Regions from separate parts of the Homo sapiens genome. Here region 2 is linked to region 1. Evidence: read pairs that join two places in POLR2A ChIA-PET (ENCODE). Cell type or tissue: CD4-positive, alpha-beta T cell. All regions are shown on one strand. Each heading gives the region's core, and the rest is flanking DNA. Links, peaks and the distances in the headings are about the cores only.

Region 1 (9,563 bases), core at 1,564-9,563:
AAAGGACAGGGTACAAAGCCATACGTGCAGTTTGATATTGTTTGTAAATGTTCATTTATGAATATAAAAGGCTAGAAGGTCATAGGGAATGTTCATGTAAGCCATAGTGGTATTACAGATCATTTTTTTGAGTTTTTCACATTTTCTCCATGGAATGTATATTTTTTTTTAATCTGAAAAAATATATATATTTTCAAAAAATGAGTTGCATGGATTAGGCTAAGACCAAGAATCTGCCTTGAGGTACAGAACAGAAGTCTAACATCTTCTTCCAATGAAATCACAATTAAATGAAAGCCAAGCCGGGTACAGTGGCTCATGCCTGTAATCCCAGCACTTTGGGAAGCCGAGGCAGGCAGATCACCTGAGGTCAGCAGTTCAAGACCAGCTTGACCAACATGGAGAAACCCCATCTCTACTAAAAATACAAAAAAATTAGCCGGGCGTGGTGGCACATGCCTGTAATCCCAGCTACTCGGGAGGCTGAGGCAGGAGAATCGCTTGAACCTGGGAGGCGAAGGTTGTGGTGAGCTGAGATTGTGCCATTGTACTCCAGCCTGGAAAACAAGAGCAAAACTCTCTCCAAAAAAATAAAAGAAAGAAAGCCAAGACAGGTCTGAAATCCACCCAGGGAATGCTATCAGCGAGGGAAAGGCAGTCCCCTGCTCCTGGAATTACATGTGTCTCAGACTTAAGGCTCAAAGGGCCCCACTGCACAGAACGGAACAAGCTGGACCTGTGCCTTGGGTACCACTGATTCTGCAGTGCCTAAAACAGTGCCTTGCCTAGCACATGGTAGATGCCTAATAAATGTTTGTTGAATGACATTATGAAGTCTGATGAGGGCAAAGAGATGGGCCTTCTGGGCTGAGGGGCAGGTAGACCTAGCAGGCAGGCTTCCTCACAGCCTGTCAGCCTGGGAGGGCCCCCAGATCAGGGATCCCGGCCCCAGGTACTCATTAAAACCACCTGGAGAACTTTTTAAAAATCTAACACCCAGACCTTAGCCCTAGAGATGGTGATTCAGTTGGTCTGGCATGGGACTTGGGAGCTGAAATTTTTTTTTTAATCCCCAGGTGATTCTCAGGTACAGCCAGAGCACCATAGAGGATAATGCAGGCTGACGGAAACTCACTCTGAGAAGGCAGGGCCTTGTTCAAAGCATCCAGCAACGGCCAGGCACGGCGGCTCATGCCTGTAATCCCAGCACTTTGGGAGGCAGAGGAGGGAGGATCACTTGAGCCCAGGAGTTTTAGATTAGCTTGGGCAGCAAGGGGAGACCCCATCTCTATAAAAAATACAAAAACTAGCCAGATGCGGTAGCACACGCCTGTAGTCCCAGCTACTCGGGCGGCTGAGTTGTAAGGATTGCTTGAGCCTGGGAGATTAAGGCTGCAGTGAACCCAGATCACACTACTGCATTCCAGCCTGGGTGACAAAGACCCCATTTCAAACAAAACAAAACAGAAACCACCCAACAAGTTGGTGATGGAACATGAGACAGACACCCTTCCTGAGAGCTATGCCTCTGAGGTTTCCGACCTAGGGATCCTGAGCCTGGAGACCTGGGGCTTCGTCTATATTCACCCCCATACTTCTTGGGTCCTGACCTCCAGGGAAGCAGGTCAGGCTGGCAGGTAGACAGAGAATCCCATGGGTAAGAGGCAGCATCTCCTACTCACTATGATTACCCAGCCCTGGGTGATCCAGGTCCAGAGGCCCTGAGAGCTCCAAATAGGCTCCAAGGCTGAGCCATGGGTGGGCAGAGGCACTTTGACAAATGTTGAAAGCTCAGCTCCAAGACCCAGTTCACCTGCACTCCCCCAGTTTACTTTCTGTGGGTCTGGGGCTACCTCTCTGGGTACTCATAAGAGATCTTCGCCAGGCACAGTGGCTCGCGGCTGTAATCCCAACACTTTGGGAGGCCGAGGCAGGCGGATCATCTGAGGTCGGGAGTTTGAGACCAGCCTGACCAACATGGAGAAACCCAGTCTCTACTAAAAATACAAAATTAGCTGGGTGTGGAGGCACATGCCTGTAATCCCAGCTACTCGGGAGGCTGAGGCAGAAGAATCGCTTGAACCCAGGAGGCTGAGGTTGCAGTGAACTAAGATCGCCCCATTGTACTCCAGCCTGGGCAACAAGAGTGAAACTCTGTCTCAAAAAAAAAAAAAGAGATCTTCAAGAGATGACTTGAGATCCTGATGGGTCCACCCTGTGTACCCAAGGCCAGTTCTCCCTAGCCACTGGCCTGAGGCCACATTCAATCCTCCACTTTTTGTTGGCCCTAATCAGCTACTCCATCCCTGGCCTCTGCTGCTCCCACCTAGGGTAAGGGATAAAGCAGTGGCATTGGCCTTGCTCTCCTGCCAAGAACAGGCGTGGGCCTGCTTTCCCTTGCTGGCCGGCTGGCAGTCTCAACCGCTCCTGGATCCACTACCCAGATCCCTCCCATCCTTCCCACCTAGAGTTAATGTACAATCTTCACTAGGACCTCTAATTCTCCAGGAGGCTCTAATTGGCCTCGTCCACTTTGCACTGAAGAGCTCTGGCCAGAATCTGAATGCTGCCTCTGCCTCCCTCCCCAACTAATGCCCCCTTCCCATCTCCCAGGTGACCTGGCCCATCTGCCCACCAAGGCCACCCCTGCCTTCAACACATTCATTTTTATCCAGCCCTTACTGGGTACCTCCTGGGGCCCACACACTGGGCACTGGGTTAGCCCAGGAATTCAGTCAAATCAGCCTATGGGTTCACAGACATGGGCACCAACAGCCTCGGGAAAAGCAGAGGGGACCAGAGTTCAGAAAGGAGGCAGAAGGATTCTGAGGAGGATGGGGCAGAGAGAAAATCACTCAGAGCAACGCTCCTCACACTTTAATGCACCAGTCCCCTGGGGATCTTAATAAAATGCAGATTCTCATTCAGTAGGACGGGCACGGGGTCTGAGATTCTGCATTTCTGACAAACTTCCTGGTGACGCTGAAGCTGCTGGACTGATTACTTACAGCACTTACAAATCATTCCTTCTTTGACTCTTAACTTCCAAGGAAGCAGGAAGCACAGCTCCCTTAATCACCACCAAGTCCCCAGCACCCAGTACAGTGCCTGTAGACCTGCTAAATATATGAATGGTGTTAATCCTGGCAAGGTGCCCAGCATTAGATGGGCCTACAGGGAAGCCTCCAATGTGAGGAACACCAGAGAGTGGTTTGTACAAAGCAGTTCAAAAGCATAGAGGACGAAGGGTTAATTCTGCCCTAGGGGTTGGGGAAGCTGGATTTCTCAAAAGAGGCCACTTTGCATTAAGCCTTAGAGGGTGGGACAGATTTACCCAGGTGGAGACTTGCTTGCTAAAGGGCGGGAACAACCCAAGAGCAAAGGTAAAGAGACTGAGAGCGCGGGACAGGTTGCAGTCGTGTGGTGCACCTGGAGTTCCAGGTATGGGAAGGTGAAAAAGCCCCAGAAAATTATGATGCAGACCTGCACAGGCCGATGCTAGAAAGCCATGCTAGGAGGGTGGACATCCGCTGGTGGAACATCAGGAGATGTTGGAGGTGTTTGCAGAGGGAGGGGGTACCCCGGCGTAGAAGGGCTTTCTAGAGGTCACCAGGATCTGCCCCAGGATCAAGGTGGACTGGAGGAAGCAGTTCCTGGGGCAGGAAGGGCCAAGCTGGGAGGAAGTTTTGGAGGCAACAGAGGGAATCCTTTGTGAGGGAGTGAGGCCTGCACAAGGGCAGGGGAAGAAGCAATAAGATGTTTTCCCTGATCTTGTTAAATCTCACAGGTGCTAGGCAGGGCACGGTGGTTCACGCACTTTGGAAGGCTGGGGTGGGCGGATTGCTTGAGCTCAGGAGTTAGAGACCAGCCTGGGCAACATGGTGAAACCCAGTCTCTACAAAAAAAATACAAAAATTAGCCGGGTGTGGTGATGTGCCTGTAGTCCCAGCTAGTTTTGGGAGCTGAGGCAGGAGGATTGCTTGAACCCCAGAGGTCGAGGCTGCAGTAAGCCAAGATTGCATCACTGCATTCTAGCCTGAGTGAGAAAGTGAGACCTTGTCTTAAAAAAAAAAAAAAAAAACAAAACTCACAGGCACTTGAAAATCATCATGTGTTCAGCCCCAAGCCAGGCACTAAGCAACAGAGGTGGTCATTTCCCAAAAGTCCCTGGTGCTCTTCAGACACTAGGAGGGGACTTCCACGATAGATCCCTATGTCCCTCCCAGTCCCCACACCCTCTCCTCCTTCCCTCAGCTTTATCAGAGGTGTTTACTCTGTACCTACTGTGGGCAGCCCTGGCCTCAGGGCAGCCAGGGCCTAGTCACTGCTCTCTGGAGGAGGCCTGCACAAATGCTGGCCCAGATGTGGCTCCACCCCCATCCTCTAGGGAGCTGGGAAGAAGTTAGATCTAGTGGAAGTGGGGACAAATAGGCAGGGATTCCACGTGTGAAGGGGAGGGCACCAGGAGGGACCTGGATGGTTCTGCGAGAAGGCGAGCAGGGCAGGCTGGAATGCCAGGTGAGAACTCCCTGCTTGGCAGAGCCAGCCCTCCAATCCCACAATCCATTCCCTTTACACCAAGATGAAAGCTAAACTCCCAGCAACCCTGGGAGAGACCAGTGACCCCTCACCTCCCAGGCTTGGGGTGAGCCGGGCCCTGTCCAGCATCAGTCCTGAGCTGAGGGTGCCAGGTTGTCCTCCAAGGCCATCAGAAAGAAGGCACCACGCGGCTGGCTGGTCCCACTCAGTGGATCAGCAGAGGAGGGTGGGTGTACCCTAGAGGACAGCCATGTGTGGTTGGGAGGATGAGACAATTTAACCCAGGCCCCCAGACTGTAAACGGGACAAAGATAGCCGACCCTGCCCTGGGGTCTGGCTGGAGAAACCACCTACGCTCCCATCCAGCGAATCACATCCAGCTGCTCCTCTGAAGATAAACCCATCCTCTCTACCTAATTTCTCTCCTGCCCTCTCCCTGCTACAGGCCTGGCCCTCTCCAGGGACGTGAACTGATTCCCTGTTCATCCAGCCCAGACCCTGGGAGGTGGCGGCCAGAATTAATTAATGTTTGTGAAGTGCTGGAGAGAAGCTAGAACCAAGGACCCAAGGGCGCCAGATGACCGGCGCAGGAAATTGAATGGGAGAGGCGGGGAGAAGGGGCAGCTGGCCAGGACCTTGAAGCCTGGAAGGGGAGGGCTGAGAAGACACTCCTACTGAAGCTGGGAAGAACAGGGAGAGAGCTGTGAGGAGAAGGTGCGACCCCTCAAAGGCACCACGGGATCGGTAATAGAGGATTACGGGCTCCAAGCTGAGCCTGCCCACTCCCGACAGCTCCGCCCTACCCTCAGAGCCGGGCACGTCTCGGCCCGGCTGCCCTTCCCCAACTCAGCCTCCAGCCACCCACCTGCCCGCCCCCGGGACCACCTGCAAAGGAAGCCTCCGTCCCTCCGCCCCCTCCAAAGGCGTGCGCGGGAGGGTAGAGGCTGCGCCGCCGAGGGAGGCTCCTCCTGCCAACTCCAGTAGGGAGCCCGAGTCCTACCTGAGCAAACACTTCACTTCCTTTCTGTAAAAGAAGGAGGCGAGCCGTTCCCGCTCCTTGAGACTAGGGGGACGTCCAGGCCTCTATCGGGGGGCGGCGGCTGGACGCACGCAGCTGGCACCAGGGCCCACGGCGCCCCCTCTTTACCCGCGCCCCTCTCGAGCTCGGCTCACTCACCCCAAAGTGCTGATGAAGCCATTGACGGAGCCCTCGGCGTACAGGGAGACGATGTCCCCGATGTGAAGAAAGCTGGACATTTCACTCATGGCTGCGGCCCTCCGGGGCCCAGGGCGTGGGGGGCGCCTAGGGGCGCGTGGCCAAGCTCAGTGCGGAGGACTGAGGCGTCCGGGGAGCGGGGAGGGGTACGCTCCCACCTCGGATCCCGACGCTCGGTGCGGCCGGGGCGGGCTGGCGGCCACGGGAGCCAGGAGGCGGCTCGGCGGGGCCCGGGGTCCGGGTGAGGAGGTGCCCACGTCTTGGCGCGCCCGCCGCCCGCCCGCCCCGCCCGGCCCGCGCGTACCTGCAGCGTAGAAGGAGCAGGAAGTCTGGGGCCACCACACACATGCAAATCCCGCCCGGGAGGCGGGGAGGCCACACCCCGCCCCCCCTCCCCCCGCAGCTCGCCCGCCGGCACCCATGTGCACCCGCCTGCCTTCCCGCGCCCCGCGCTCCTCGCGCGTCCGGGGCCCGGCCTCCCGGACGCCGAATGCGCCGCCAGCCCTCCTGATCTCCAGAGGCGTCCTGCAAGGCACCGGGTCTAGGGGGCTCTCGGAGCTGCCATCCCTGGGAGGCCCAGGCGTAGTGGGGAGCTCTCCGCCCTCGGGGTTCCCGGACTATCTGCACCCGGGCCCTCGGCTGGCTAAGAGCCAGTGCAGGCGCCCGCGGAAGGGGGAGTCCAGCTCTCCGGCGGGCGTCACCCCGGAGCCGCTCGCGGAGGGCGCGCCCTGGAGCGCCCTGGCCGCGGCCGCCCTGCGGCCACCGCGCGGTCTCCGCGCCCAGCTGAGAGCAGGCTGGCGCCCAGAGGCGCGCTCATCCCTTTGCAGAGCAAATTCGGGATTCATTTTTCTCAACGTGAAAAGCCTTTTCATTGCACAATAGAAAGTGCTCAGGCTTGGAGGGGAAATGAAGCAATGGGGTGGGTTTTGTTTTTTTTCTCTCCGCATTCCTGTGTACAAAGAGATCCAACTTCCGAATCAGTTCAGCCGCTCCCTCTCCAGGAGTTGGCTCCAAAACTCTTGGCTCCTTCCGTCTTTCCTTTCAAAAAAAAAAAAAAAGCAGGGATGAAAATTACCTTCGCTAGTTGACAGAGCACCCAAGCGCTAACGATGCCAAGTCTGGGTGCCGGCCCCCTGGGAGTGACCCGCTGCGGCAGCGCCGCCAGGCTCTGGCTCCCGAAGTCCTGCCCTCAAATTCGCGTCCCGGGCTCGCTTACTTTCTGTTCTGTTCCCCGGTGCTTGGGTGTTTGCTTCCTAGTCCTTTATTTGAACGCCTAAGATAGGGTGCCCATTGCCACCGCCATCCGATCACTTTTGCTCCCTTCGGACCCCCCAACCCCACTTCCTGAGTTGTGGGGGGGCGTTTGTCCCTGGGAGAGAGGGAGGAGGGGACTCGGTGACTGAAGCAGGAAGAAGAGAGGCTAGGGGAGGGGTGGAGACAGCTAAAAGCAAAGAGACAGCTGCTGACCCTGGGAGGAGAAGAGCCCCAGGCAGTGGTTTTTTTGTTGTTGTTGTTGTTTTGTTTGTTTGTTTGTTTGTTTGTTTTACGAAGACCCCCAGGAACGATGTGGGAGGGAAGGACACCTCCAGGATCGCTAAGTACCGTGTTTTACAGTTTTGTTTTGTTTTTTCACCATGGCAAACAGTAACAAGTTTTACAGCAGACCAGTCCACACCTTCGTCTATATATAAGCAAAACAATAGATCACCAAACAATACTTACTTTTATGACCTTTGATGCATGCTGATATTTTCTATTCTATTTCAGTTGTGTTCTTGTTGTTGCTTTAATGCTGATTGTAACCCACTGAACTGGTTTTTTTTAATGTCCCAAATGGGTTGCAAACTGCAGTTTAAAAAACCTCATCCAGTCCACTGTGCCAAAAAGAGATGACCAAAGCCCAGAGAAGGAACACCACCCATCAAGGGCACACGGCAGGTTCCTGGCAACTGGAGGCAGAAGCCAACCAAGCCTCTGATTTTTAGCCGGGTATTCTCCTATTACCCCACACCAACTGAGCCACAGCGATGGGTCACTGGAACCTCACTGAGAAGGGGCAGCCCCTGGGACAGTTTCACTTGCTCCCAGGAGTCAGGCCTCCTGTATCATCCCCAAAAGTTAGAAGGGAAAAATATGCCTTCATTCCATAAGCATTTATTGAAGGCCTGTGATGTCAGGCCTCTGCTGGGCACCAGGCTCTGATCAAGCTGTCAGCCTGGGCCCAATTGCCTTTTTCCCTTCCCCAGACCGTGAGGATGAAGAGGGACAAGTTGAAAACTTGCCTCCAGTGGCCACACTCAGAACTTGTGCCACAGCCACACCCAGGAATCCACCTCCTTCCTCCCCTGACATCCATATAGATGGTTCCATAACTCAGCCGAGGTGTAGCAGCCAGGAATGGAGGTCACTCCACTTTGGGTCTCTCTGGACTAAAGCACATGGCCTTGTTTCTCCCCACCCCTCCCCATCCTAGGAATACTTAGAGCCTCTGTCTCTCCACCAACCAGGAGGTCTCAGAGGTGAGGGCTCTGGGCCCCTGTCACCTGCTTCTTCCAAATCAGCTCCACTGTAAGCTATTTTATATACCTGCGTTCTGAGTTAGAATTTGTTTCAAGAAAGTTTCTGTTGGTTAAACAACAACAACAAAGACCAAAGTTTAAGAAACAGATGGTACAGCTCCAATGAGTTCCCTCCCCTGCTTCCTGCTTGAAGCCTTCCTATGCCTCCTCACTGCCCACAGAAGTCTACAGACCTGAGCCCAGCACACTGGACCCTCAAGTCTTGCTGTCCTCCCACCCTCTGCAGAAAACACAATTGCTCCTCAAGGAGGATCCATGCTGTAGACTGGCCAAGAGTGCAGACTCTGGCTCCCTTTTTTTTTTTTTTTTTTTTTTTAGACGGAGTCTCACTCTGTCGCCCAGGCTGGAGTGCAGTGGCGCAATCTCAGCCCACTGCAACCTCCACCTCCCAGGTTCAAGCAATTCTCCTGCTTCGGCCTCCCGAGTAGCTGGGATTACAGGTGCCCGCCACCACACCCGGCTAATTTTTGTATTTTTAGTAGAGACAAGTTTTCACCATGTTGGCCAGGATGGTCTCAATCTCTTGACCTCATGATCCGCCTACTGCGGCCTCCCAAAGTGCTGGGATTACAGGTGTGAGCCACCACGCCTGGCCCGGACTCTGACTCTTACAGGCCTGGATTAGAGTCCCAGCTCTGCCACTTTCTAGCAGGCATTCTCTCAGCCTGTTTGCTCATCTGTTAAATGGAGAGAGTACCATACCAACATGTGAAGGAAGTGTGAGCCATCAGCACAGCATCCCAGGCAGGAAGGACTCAGTGTGTCCCTTCTCATTTCCCCAGGACCTCATCCACTCATACCCCTGTGCCTGCGCTCCTGTGGCTCTCTCTAGCACTTCACCTTTTCAAGTTCCCATGGTCAGAATAAAGTCTTCTTCCCTAAAGTACTGGAGCACTAATCTTTTAAGTACTATTATGAAATATTTTAAGAAGTAATAGATAAAAATACAGTGAGTGCCTGTATCTTTCCTCTAGCTTTGTCAAATCTTTGTATTTTGCCAAATTTGGTTCTTTTTTTTTTTTTTTTTAAGAATTAAAACTTAGGCCGGGCACGGTGGCTCATGCCTATAATCCCAGCACTTTGGGAAGCCAAGGCAGGCAGATCACCTGAGGTCAGTAGTTCACGGCCAGCCTGGCCAACATAGTGAAACCCCATCTCTACCAAAAATACAAAAATTAGCCAGGCATGGTGGCATATGCCTGTAGTCCCAGCTACTCGGGAGGCTGAGG
Region 2 (9,563 bases), core at 1-8,000, 72 kb before region 1:
CTGGGGACAGGAAGGGCTGTGTGGAGCAGGCCAAATTTTGCGATGAAGCATCTGGGTCTGTGGGTTGCACAGCGGACAGCGCAGGGCCATTTCTTTGCCCTCATACGGAGCAGGGCAACGAGCAGCACATCCCGCTTTGATGCCGAGGGTGAGGAGAGGGCAGGAGACCACTGACAGCGTGCTGGGCACAGAGTCTGGCACACAGTGCTCAGTCCCCGCAAGCGGTCACTTCTGTTACCTGTTTGATCTGCTCTTCAGGAGCTGGGTCTCCACCTTTTTCAGGAACACACTGTGTGAAAAGCAAGCCATGCTTGTGTCGGGAAAGCCCAGTGGGTCCAATCTATGTCATCAAGTTTTAGACTTCAGTCCCTCTCTCTTTTTGTCTTCCCCTTTTGCAGACACCTTGGAAGAGCTTAAGGAAATAGATAAAGGCATGTGGAAGAAACTGCAGGAGAAGTTTGCCCCCAAGGGTCCTGAGGAGGATCATAAGGCCTGAGCTCAGGCCTTACCTCGTGCACATACCTAGGTGTGGAGTCTTGTACATTGCCATCGTCAATAAAACTGCCCCAGTTTCCCCTTGACCTTACGGTTTGGGAATCTCCTCTAGCTTTCCCAGAAAGGAAGCCCTTGCTGCTCTAAAGAAAGTTTCAGCCTGAGAAGGGATGGTGATTGAGCTATCTGCTGTGACTGCTGCTCAGGGTAGGGAAATCTCCTGGGGAGAGGAAATGCAGGTTTCCCTCTGGGCCTGATGAGGGTAATGGGGCCTCGGCACAAGGTGCTTCCTGCATTGCCACGGGAGCCCCCGCCCCTCTGGCACGGGTCTGGTGTCTCCTGGCAAGATACTCAGGCTCCCTTTTGTTGTAGGAGCTCCTGGGAGGAAGCCAAAAATAGCAGTAAATACTGAAAAGGGCATCCTGTTGCAAACAGAAAGCAGTAGGGAGGTGTGAGGCCGAGAGAGGCAAAAAGCCTGCTTGGCCCTCATCCCCACTGACTCAGAGAAGGATGGACCTTAGGCCTCTATCCCTGACCTTGCAAAAACCCACATTGCCCAGTTGGCTTAAGGGACAGGGAAGCTATAGACAGGCCTTGGCCAAGCGGGGCCTCAGCTGCAGTTGGCTTCAGCACTGTGGGCAGGTTCTGTAGGTGGCCACAAGTCAGAGGCCCTGCTGGCTGAGGACACACACAGGGTCACCTCATTATTCCATGGAACCTTGGCTCTTACTGATATTGAGCATCCTTCTCTCTGGAACCGTGAGGGACAGGGCTGGGCCCACAGCGGCCCTGGTGGGTACAAAGTGGAAGTGGGTTCTTAACCTCGTCTGTGTCTAGACTCCTCAGGATGTTCTGAAATGCATAAAATAAAATCGACAGGACTGCCGTAGAAACCAGTTATGCCGAAATGCAGTTCTGGGTAGGCAAATCTCAGGGGAGGACCCTTGAGACAGGATGTCACTCAGCGTATCTCCTGAGAGCCTGAGAGGCCAGGCCAGCAGGGAGGGGCTCTTGTTCCTGTCTTCTGCCAGTGTGTCCTGTTAATCCCCACAGCCCCCGGGGGAGTGCAGGAAACACATCCCTTTTTAACGGACTAGATTTCTATTAATTTATTTAAGGCAATTAACATATTAGTTCTCAGGCCAAAGGATTTGTAAAACATTACACCAAAAGGAGAAAAACAAGCGGTCATGAAACAGCCACGCAAGCGCAGCTCAGCCCTTGTTGCCTGGGCGTACAACTCTTCCCCAGGAAGCCTGGGAAGAGGCAGGTCCTGGGAGCAAGATCGTCCATCATGGAGTCACCAGGCCACCTGGAGCCATGCCGGGGGTGGCATGGACACGACAGTGAGGTCTGCACTGGCTACAGCAGATCTGAGGCACGGAGGGAGCTGCACAGCCATGGGCAGGGCTGAGCACAGCACCCTTGAAATAAGTTAAATAACAAAGCCCTAAAATCACTAGTAACAGCATAACTGCCACCTCCCCCAGAGGCCGGCAGCCGCCAAAATGTAGTGCTTGGAGTTAAAGGGGTGACCCCACTCTTAACTACCCACAAGGAGGACTACAAAGAGTTGTCAGTTATTGCTTTAAGGAACAAAGGTCTCTAGGTAGGATTTATCTTCTGCTAAGGCATTAAGGTAAACTGAGTCCCAGTGAACTTTCAAGTCTTTTTAAGGGCTCTAAGCAGGACTGTCAGCTCTGAGGCTCCCCCTCCATGCTCTTCAAAGCCTGGGTGGGTGTCAGGGTGTCTGGCAGAGTGGGAGTGGAGGCTGGCCAGCTGGCTGGGCCACCCAACCCGAGGGAGGGGGCAGTGTTCTTCCCAGTCGCAGTCTCCAGTGATGAGCATCCCCTGTTGGGGCCTTCGGTGGCTCTCCTCAGCGGCTAATGCAGTTCTGGACATCCACAAAGCCTAGGCGTTGCCTGCGTTTCCGCTGCTCCGTCATCTAGGGTTAAGCAGATGCCAACAGGCCTGGTCAGGCCGCCTGGCACCTTCCCTCCATGGGTGCTGTGGAAGAGCTTGGCACCCGTCTTCCCCTGTGGGCCCAGCTGCTATTCGGCACTGGCGGCGGGCCAGGGCCCCTCGGGGTGCTTTAAGGATGTCGATGTCAGCACCAAACCCTTGTTCTCAATTAGCGTGTCACAAACCCTGGATTTGATGCAGCTGGGAAACCAGCCCACTAACAGAGGCTGCCTCATCTTCATGCAGGCACTGCCAGATGCAGAAGAGGATGTCTAGGCAAGAGGGCCTTAAACTCCCCCATCTCCAGTGATGGGGATCCCCTCAAAGGACCTACCTGGCAGCTGTCAGAGGAAGGGGATGAGAGACAGAGGGCCCCACCACCCTGTACTAAAGTTTCCACTTGGCCTTGTCTTTAGCGGCCCAAGGCAGGGGTTGTCAACCCCAGTCTGACTTGCCATGCAGGGGAGAGTGGGTTTGGCACCTGCCTTCTCATCCAGGCCCAGGGCCAGAGGCCAGTGGGGAAGAGGGTGGGTCAGGAAGGATGAAGGCAGGCAGGGACTGCCCAGGGATAGAACCCAGGGTGGGCCTGGGATCAGGCGGGGTGCACACCTGCTCCTTGAGCTCGTTGAGCTGGGCAGTGAGGTGGGACACCAGCTTCATGGTGGAGTTGAGCTTGTCCTGGAGAATCCGAATCTCATTCTGCTCCCCCTCGCCCTCATTGCTGACAAGGGACATGGCCCGCATCCGGGGGAACCAGTCCAGGTTCTTGTTCTGAAAAACATCACCAGTGGGTTAAGCAGGCGTGGGCCCGGCCTAGAAAGGCCTCATTTAGAAAAACAGTAATGTGGGGGGAGGCTTCTGCCACACCCTTAACAAAACTACTCGTCAGGGATGTGTCATGGGAAAATCTGAATTGACCTGGTCCTCCCCGGGGCCAGAGTGAGCTGGCAGTCAACCCTCTTGTCAACCCTCTGCCACCGAGACAGGCTGACTTCCGTTAGGCAGCGTCGGCAGCTGAGTTTGAGTCCTTTGCTGGTATCAGCACCATCTGTTTACTCTCATAACACCCCCTGAGAGGTGGAGGAAGGCCTCTGCACCCAGACAGACCCTGGATCTCCTTCCTTCCTTCCTCCCGCCCGCCTGCCTGACAAGCACGCCCCACGCCCCGGGAAGACGCGAGTCAGACAGATGGCAAATTGAGGGATCAGGAGGCTCCGCTGAGGAGAGCTGGCATCTGACACGTGTCTGGGAGGCAAAGCCACGTTTCCCAGGACAGAGGAGTCGGGGGGGGAGGGGGCACCAAGCAATTCTCAGCTTCCTTGTAGTAAGCTGTGAATTCTCAGACCAACAGATAAACCTGTACACAAAGATCAGTTTGAAATACAGACTAAACGATAAATAATTCCTTCTTTATGATTCATTGCCTTCACTCCATTATTACAGAAATTGGACAGATGACATTTGATTTCTGTAAGTGATTTTTAAAGTTTTTCCAGGCTCCCCTTCAGCCCAGGATCATCTAATTCAGACTTTTTAGGAAGCAGCCTGCCTTCCCACCGAGCTAGAAAACACTCCCTGAGAGCGGCCCACAGATCACTGGCCACGGGCAGGGTCTCCCCAACTCCACCCCTCCTCAGCATCACTGCACGACAGGCCCAGGGATACCACACGTGTTCTTCGGGGCGCATGGGTTTGCTGTGGGATTTTTCCTGACACCCAGAAGTGTGAGGAGGCCCCTCTGCAGCAGCGGCTTCCGTGCAGCCCAGAGCTGCTTCCAGCTGCTGCTCCTCGCCCTGCTGACCTTTCAACAAGTGTCTGCAGCTGTCCGAGCCCCTCTGCCTGGCCTCCTAGGGCCAACAGTCAGATAGGGCCACTCCTCTCCAGGGCCCAGGGTACTCAGAAGCTAAAACCATGAGGCCTCTGGTGCACAGTGATGACTCTAGAATGGCTGGTTTGGGCCCACAGGCCTGGCACAGCCCCTGCTCACACCTTGATCATCTGGGCCACGTAGCTCTCAGGGCCCGTGTAGTCGGTCTTGTTCTTCACGCGGACCAGCACAATGAAGTACAAGTAGTTCCACATGTTGTGCTCCAGCTTGATGTGTTCCTCAAATGACACTGTCTTGTTATCAAACTTGTCCCTCTCCAGACCTGAGGGTGCAGAGGGCGGGAATGAAACCATCAGCCTTCAAGAGCCACTGCAGGGTCACCTGCTGGAGGGGACCCAGCTTCCGGGGGTTGGAGGCATTTGTTCTCGGGATGAGCGCTTCCAACAGCTCGCTCTGGGCTATTTGGGTCACTTCTATTTAAAGCAGCAGCCACTTAGTGGAGATCCTGCCCTGCCGCAGCTGCAGCCCTCCCGCAGCAGCAACCGAGGACTCCAGGAGTAAACGCGAGAATTTCTCGAACTCAGGGGAAGCCCGAATGGCTGAATGAGCGAGGTCCTACAGGCCATACAGGTGACACCTGCCTGAGCCCGAGGTGGCTGGTGAGGGGACTAGCACTTCATTTCAGGGGTAGGAAAAGCACTGGACTGAGACCAGAAGCTCCAGACACTGACTGGGCTCATGTCCTCACCTAGAAACCCCAAGGGTTTACAGGGATGGGCCTGTCCCACTCCTTTCTGACTCCAAGTTCAGGCAGGGTCATGTTCTCCCCAGTTCTGGGATGAGCAAATGCATCAAGTCATCAGCTCCGGGCCAGGGTTCCCCAGGGCAGGAAGGGCCAAACCGCTACTGCCACTGGCATCAGATGACGTTCCAGCCCCGCTGCGGCCTCCACAGAGCAGGAAGCAGCCCTCACCACAGATGAAGCATGTCGTCTTAAGAATCTCCTCCTTCTTCTGCTTCTCACTACGCAGGTCAGCGAAGGTGTCGATGATTACCCCAAAGATGAGGTTCAGCACAATGATGATGACGATGAAGAAGAACAGGAGGTCATAGACCACTCGGGCTGGGAAGAGAGACTCCTGCAGGGGATGAGGCAGGGAGGCTGGGCCCGGTGGTCCCCACATTCACTGGGGCAAGATAGGACTCAGGTTGGGGCCAGGGCTGTGATATTGAGGACCCAGCCCCTAGCAGAAGGAAATGAGGGCCTCTGGCCTGGGGGCCATCAGATGGCAGAGTGGACCCAACCTGGCTCCACAGAGCAAGAATTGCAAGCAGAAGCCCTGAGTTTGGGTTAGGAAAGCGTGGACTCAGGACACGCCGGGGTGGAGGCCTGCAGAAGGAGTCTGGCGGGGAGGTAGGGCTACGAGTCTCGGTGTGTCTCTGCCCCTAACATTGATGAGGGAAAGAGGCAGCTCTGAACACCTCTGCCCACCCTCAGGACGCCTGGCCTCACACATTCCAGAAACCCTCTGTCTGGCCAGGGAGGCGGCCTCTCACTCCCAAGCAACAGGGGAAGGCCTGACATTCGGGAATGTGGCTGCCCAAGCCAAATCATGAGGCCTCCTGATAAAGCTGACTCAGCTCCGCCCTCTGCCCACCTGCTGTGGGCTAGGAAAGCCAGTGGTCACCATCCCTAGCCCTGGGGCAAAGTTTGGTTGCCAAAGTCTTTCCTTATGGAATGGGAGGGTGAGGGGGCAGCTAAGCAGTAATATCATGGAATTGGCCAGGTGTGGAAAGCAGGGAAAAGTGGATACAAGTTCGGGGGAGGGGGTTCAACCCTGAATATCTGACGCGAGGCCAAGGACAGGACTCTCCACAGTTGCTGATCTGGACAGTGGCTTGGGCCCCACAGGTTTGGGAGTGGGCAGGAGTGCTCACATCTTTGGAGGGCTTGCGGAGAATGTCGCCCACGCCACCACCGTTGCGTAGCCCATGGTTCATGACAGTGACGATGCACATCAACAGAGTGTCACAGGCCCGCTCTGTGCTGTCCAGCTCCCTGTCCTCTGCAAGCGGAGAGTGTGCTGAGGCCCGGGCTGCCTGCTCCTCCTACCCCACACAGACTCCTGCACACACACCACCCTCACCTTCCAGGACCTCAGGCACCGAGAGCCCTGAGACACAGTCCATCTTGTCCCCACTGCAGGTGTCCACAAATGCAGCAGCTCCATGTGGCATCCCCAGGGGGCTGGCTGGAGGGGATATGGATGAGATCATCAGGAGGTCCAGTGCCTGGCCTTATCCCCTGGCTCTGTCCCCAGTGTCACATCCTCCAGGAAACCTTCCCTGGTCCTGGATCGCCAGCCCTCCACTGTCCAGCCACAGTGAAGGGTCATCACGCTTCTGCCCCCGACTGGGTTGCACACTAAGGGCAGGGAGGGGTCTCTGTACCCCTAGGCCTGGCACACGGGCAGTTTCTGCAAATACTGGGTTTAACATGAATGACAGTTCAAGGGACTCCAGCCCTCAAGCAAGGGGTTCCTTAGGGGCCAGAGACCCAAGGCTCTCCCACCCACTCAGTGTGTTCCAGAAAAGAGCGAGGCAGACTGGTGTTAGCTAGACGTCCCCAGAAGCCAAGAGGAGAAGCAGACGGGAGCCTGGTGAGGTAAGCGCTGCAGGTCCTGGTCCTGACGCCAGACATTTGTGAGACCCAACCTCATTCCCCACAACCTGCCCAGGAGAGGAAGCCTCCAAGACCTGTGGAGTGGTTGTTGGGCAGCCGGTCGACCTCGAGAATGAAGTCATCCTTGAGGAAGAGGAAGCCGACGATGGAGAAGAGGTAGACCAGGATGAGGGCCAGCAGGGCTGTCAGCAGGATGGAGCGGCCATTGCGGGTCACACTCTTGATGACGTTGAACAGCGTCTCCTCGCGGTAGATGAGGTCAAAGAGCTGCAGGATGGGGTTGAGATAGGGATGGCACCTTGAGGGGCTGGGCCGGCCACTCTCACTGGGGCTGCCACTGGAACCCTGAGGGCTGCCTGGGCTCCAGACAGTTTCCCAAGGCTCCTCCAGGGAGGTCTGCACTTAGTCGTATCCAAGCTGGGTGGGCCTGTCAGGGGAGCTTCTCGAGAAACCTGGAATTCTAAGGTCACAGAAAGGGAGTGGCCCAGGGGAAGGCACGAGGGGTGAAACGGGTGGCTGAATACCAGCCAACTCTTAAAATGTACTTGCTGCATGCCAGGAAACAGTGTAAGTGCTTTCCATGCATTAGCTCATTTCATCTCACAATTATTTTAGAATGCAGGGGCTGTTGTTATCCCCATTTTACAGGTGAGGAAACTGAGGCATGGGGCAGTTAAGAAACTTGCCCAGTTACACAGCTAGTAGTAGCCCAGCTGAGATGCAAAGCCCTGGTCCAGCTCCAGAGTCCAGGCTTGAACCACCACTGTACAGGAGAAAGGGGTCAGATGGCCACCAGGAGTGGCCATCAGGGCCTTGAGGGCCAGGCTTGGGTCAGGCAGATGAAGACTCTGTAATTTCACTGCTCCCAGCCCAGCAGCAAAAGGACTGGACAGACAGACTGGTGCCGGGGAACTGCCAACAACTCATGGGAAGCCCCAACCACCCCATGCCCCCATCCAGCCCCAGCCCACCCAGAAGGCCTCACCAGGATGCTGTAGAACAGCTCATGAGCAAAGAGGCCCAGGACACTGGTCAGGATGTAGCCCACGTGGTAGAGGAATTCCATGTCCATGACCATGGCCTTATAGCCCCGGATGAAGGTGCCACGGTTGCCCACGAAGCTCACCACAAACACGATCTTGTTGGTCAGCTGGGGGCGAGTGCAAGGCATGAGAGTCAGCACCCTACCACCTATGCTGAATCTGCACGCATGTCCCCCAGTGCCCAGCTCAGAGCCTGGGAGGCATGGCATTAATGAAATTGCTTCCAGAAACGCATCTAGGCGCCTGGGACTCAGAATACAGAGGCAGCCCCTTGGGTCCTCAGTTCCAGGAAGACAGTGAGGTACAGGCAACGGAGGATGGGGACAGAGAAGACCACTGACTGGCTCTATCAGGGAAAGGTATTCCTCGCTCAAAGCACTTTATTTCCATCTGTCAGGAGATTGTCATTATGTATGAATCTTCACGTCTGCCGCGTAGCAGTGCCTCTGGGCAGTGCACAGCCCGCACAGTGTGCACAGCCACCCTGACCCTGTTGCTCCAAAGGGACTCTTGAATTTCTGTCTCTGAGTGCCAGCTGCCCTCAGGTGTTGAGGGAAAGGAAGAAGGTACAGAACAGTCCCTGCCACCGGTCTATAAGGAACTTGGGAGCCCAACAGAGAGGAGGGGATGGGACAGAGCAGTGGCTCCTGGAAGCAGCAGGCCAGCTTGCCGTCTGAATGCACAGTGAGCATGAGCTTGTTTGGGAATGGGGGCTCCCTCTGGCACTCACATTGAGGGCACCCAGGATGTTGAGTGTGGGCCCGATGCCCAGATAGTAGATGGAGCGCAGGATGAGCGCCACGATGAGGGGGCGGATGCTGTAGCGCTTGGTGAACAGGGCCGCGATGGAGAAGCAGATGAGGATCCAGAAGAGCAATGAGATGAGAGGGGAGTCCAGCACGCCTGGGGGCCAGGGGCAGGGTGAGCAGGGCTCCCTCAAGCCCACCACGGCCCCAGAGCAGGTCCAACAGGTGCCGAAAAGCCACCTTCTCCTGGCCGCCTTCCCGGTTAAGTTCCTGGTGCCTGGTTTTAGCCTCCTCCATTACACCTGCCTCTCAGGCCTAAGCGGGAGGCCCTGTCCGGCTGCGGCTACCAGGTTTTGTTTCTGGCTGACACATCTATGCGTGTGCACGTGCCTGCATGCGCCATCTCCCATGAGGTCAAAGACCCTGACCATCCCCTTTGACCGCACCTGTGTCTCCATGATGGGGCGAGAGCCCACAGGATGGCGCAGGGGGTGCTTCTGCACACTCTGCATCTGGTGCCCTCAGAGGCCAGCTGGCCTCAAGGCTCTGCCCCAACCCAGGGAGGAAGCATGGCAGGGCCCGGGGAACCTGCCGGCCAGCCCTGTGTTCTCACCTGTGGACGCGCCCTCCATGTAAGGGTAGAAGAAGGCAATGATGATGTTGATAAACACGGCCAGGTTGAAGGAGATGCTGCCCCACAGGGTCATGCGGCGGGAGAACCAGTAGATCAGCGGCATGCCTGAAGAGGAGGGCAACGGTGAGCTGCTGGAGGGCCCTGGTGAGCACCCCCTGCCCCTTGCATGTGGGGC

The links. ChIA-PET counts read pairs that join two places held together with the same protein. Peaks named below come from ENCODE experiments on the same cell type or tissue, not always from the same donor. Only the 100,000 strongest peaks of a DNase experiment are listed, where the experiment ranks them.
Region 2: POLR2A ChIA-PET joins it to region 1 with 20 read pairs; 10 of 35 experiments call an interaction of 5 or more read pairs at or near these places.

Annotation. Positions count from the first base shown.
Region 1 is chr6:33,617,845-33,627,407 of GRCh38, reverse strand. It overlaps ITPR3 (inositol 1,4,5-trisphosphate receptor type 3), which reads right to left and starts at 6,086. Exons shown (of 58, transcript NM_002224.4): 1 at 5,717-6,086. The coding sequence starts at 5,805. RefSeq lists enhancers at 4,064-4,612, 4,613-5,162 and silencers at 5,684-5,869, 5,749-5,898, 5,909-6,078, 6,129-6,248, 6,279-6,588. In CD4-positive, alpha-beta T cell, for the core only: no CTCF peak of the experiment used is centred there; DNase peaks (open chromatin) are centred at 5,467, 6,127, 6,387, 6,937 and 1 weaker place; H3K4me3 peaks cover 2,912 bases; H3K27ac peaks cover 2,221 bases.
Region 2 is chr6:33,688,586-33,698,148 of GRCh38, reverse strand. It overlaps ITPR3 (inositol 1,4,5-trisphosphate receptor type 3), which reads right to left. Exons shown (of 58, transcript NM_002224.4): 49 at 9,368-9,493; 50 at 8,739-8,911; 51 at 7,951-8,115; 52 at 7,040-7,232; 53 at 6,430-6,534; 54 at 6,221-6,348; 55 at 5,256-5,421; 56 at 4,444-4,604; 57 at 3,064-3,225; 58 at 1,587-2,437. The coding sequence ends at 2,369. UQCC2 (ubiquinol-cytochrome c reductase complex assembly factor 2) reads left to right here. Exons shown (of 4, transcript NM_032340.4): 4 at 399-1,385. The coding sequence ends at 496. It overlaps MIR3934 (microRNA 3934), which reads right to left and starts at 21; the gene lies at 1-21. RefSeq lists enhancers at 1-593, 2,490-3,689, 4,502-5,479, 5,316-5,485, 5,480-6,455 and 1 more. In CD4-positive, alpha-beta T cell, for the core only: no CTCF peak of the experiment used is centred there; DNase peaks (open chromatin) are centred at 808, 1,368, 3,458 and 5,218; H3K27ac peaks cover 6,162 bases.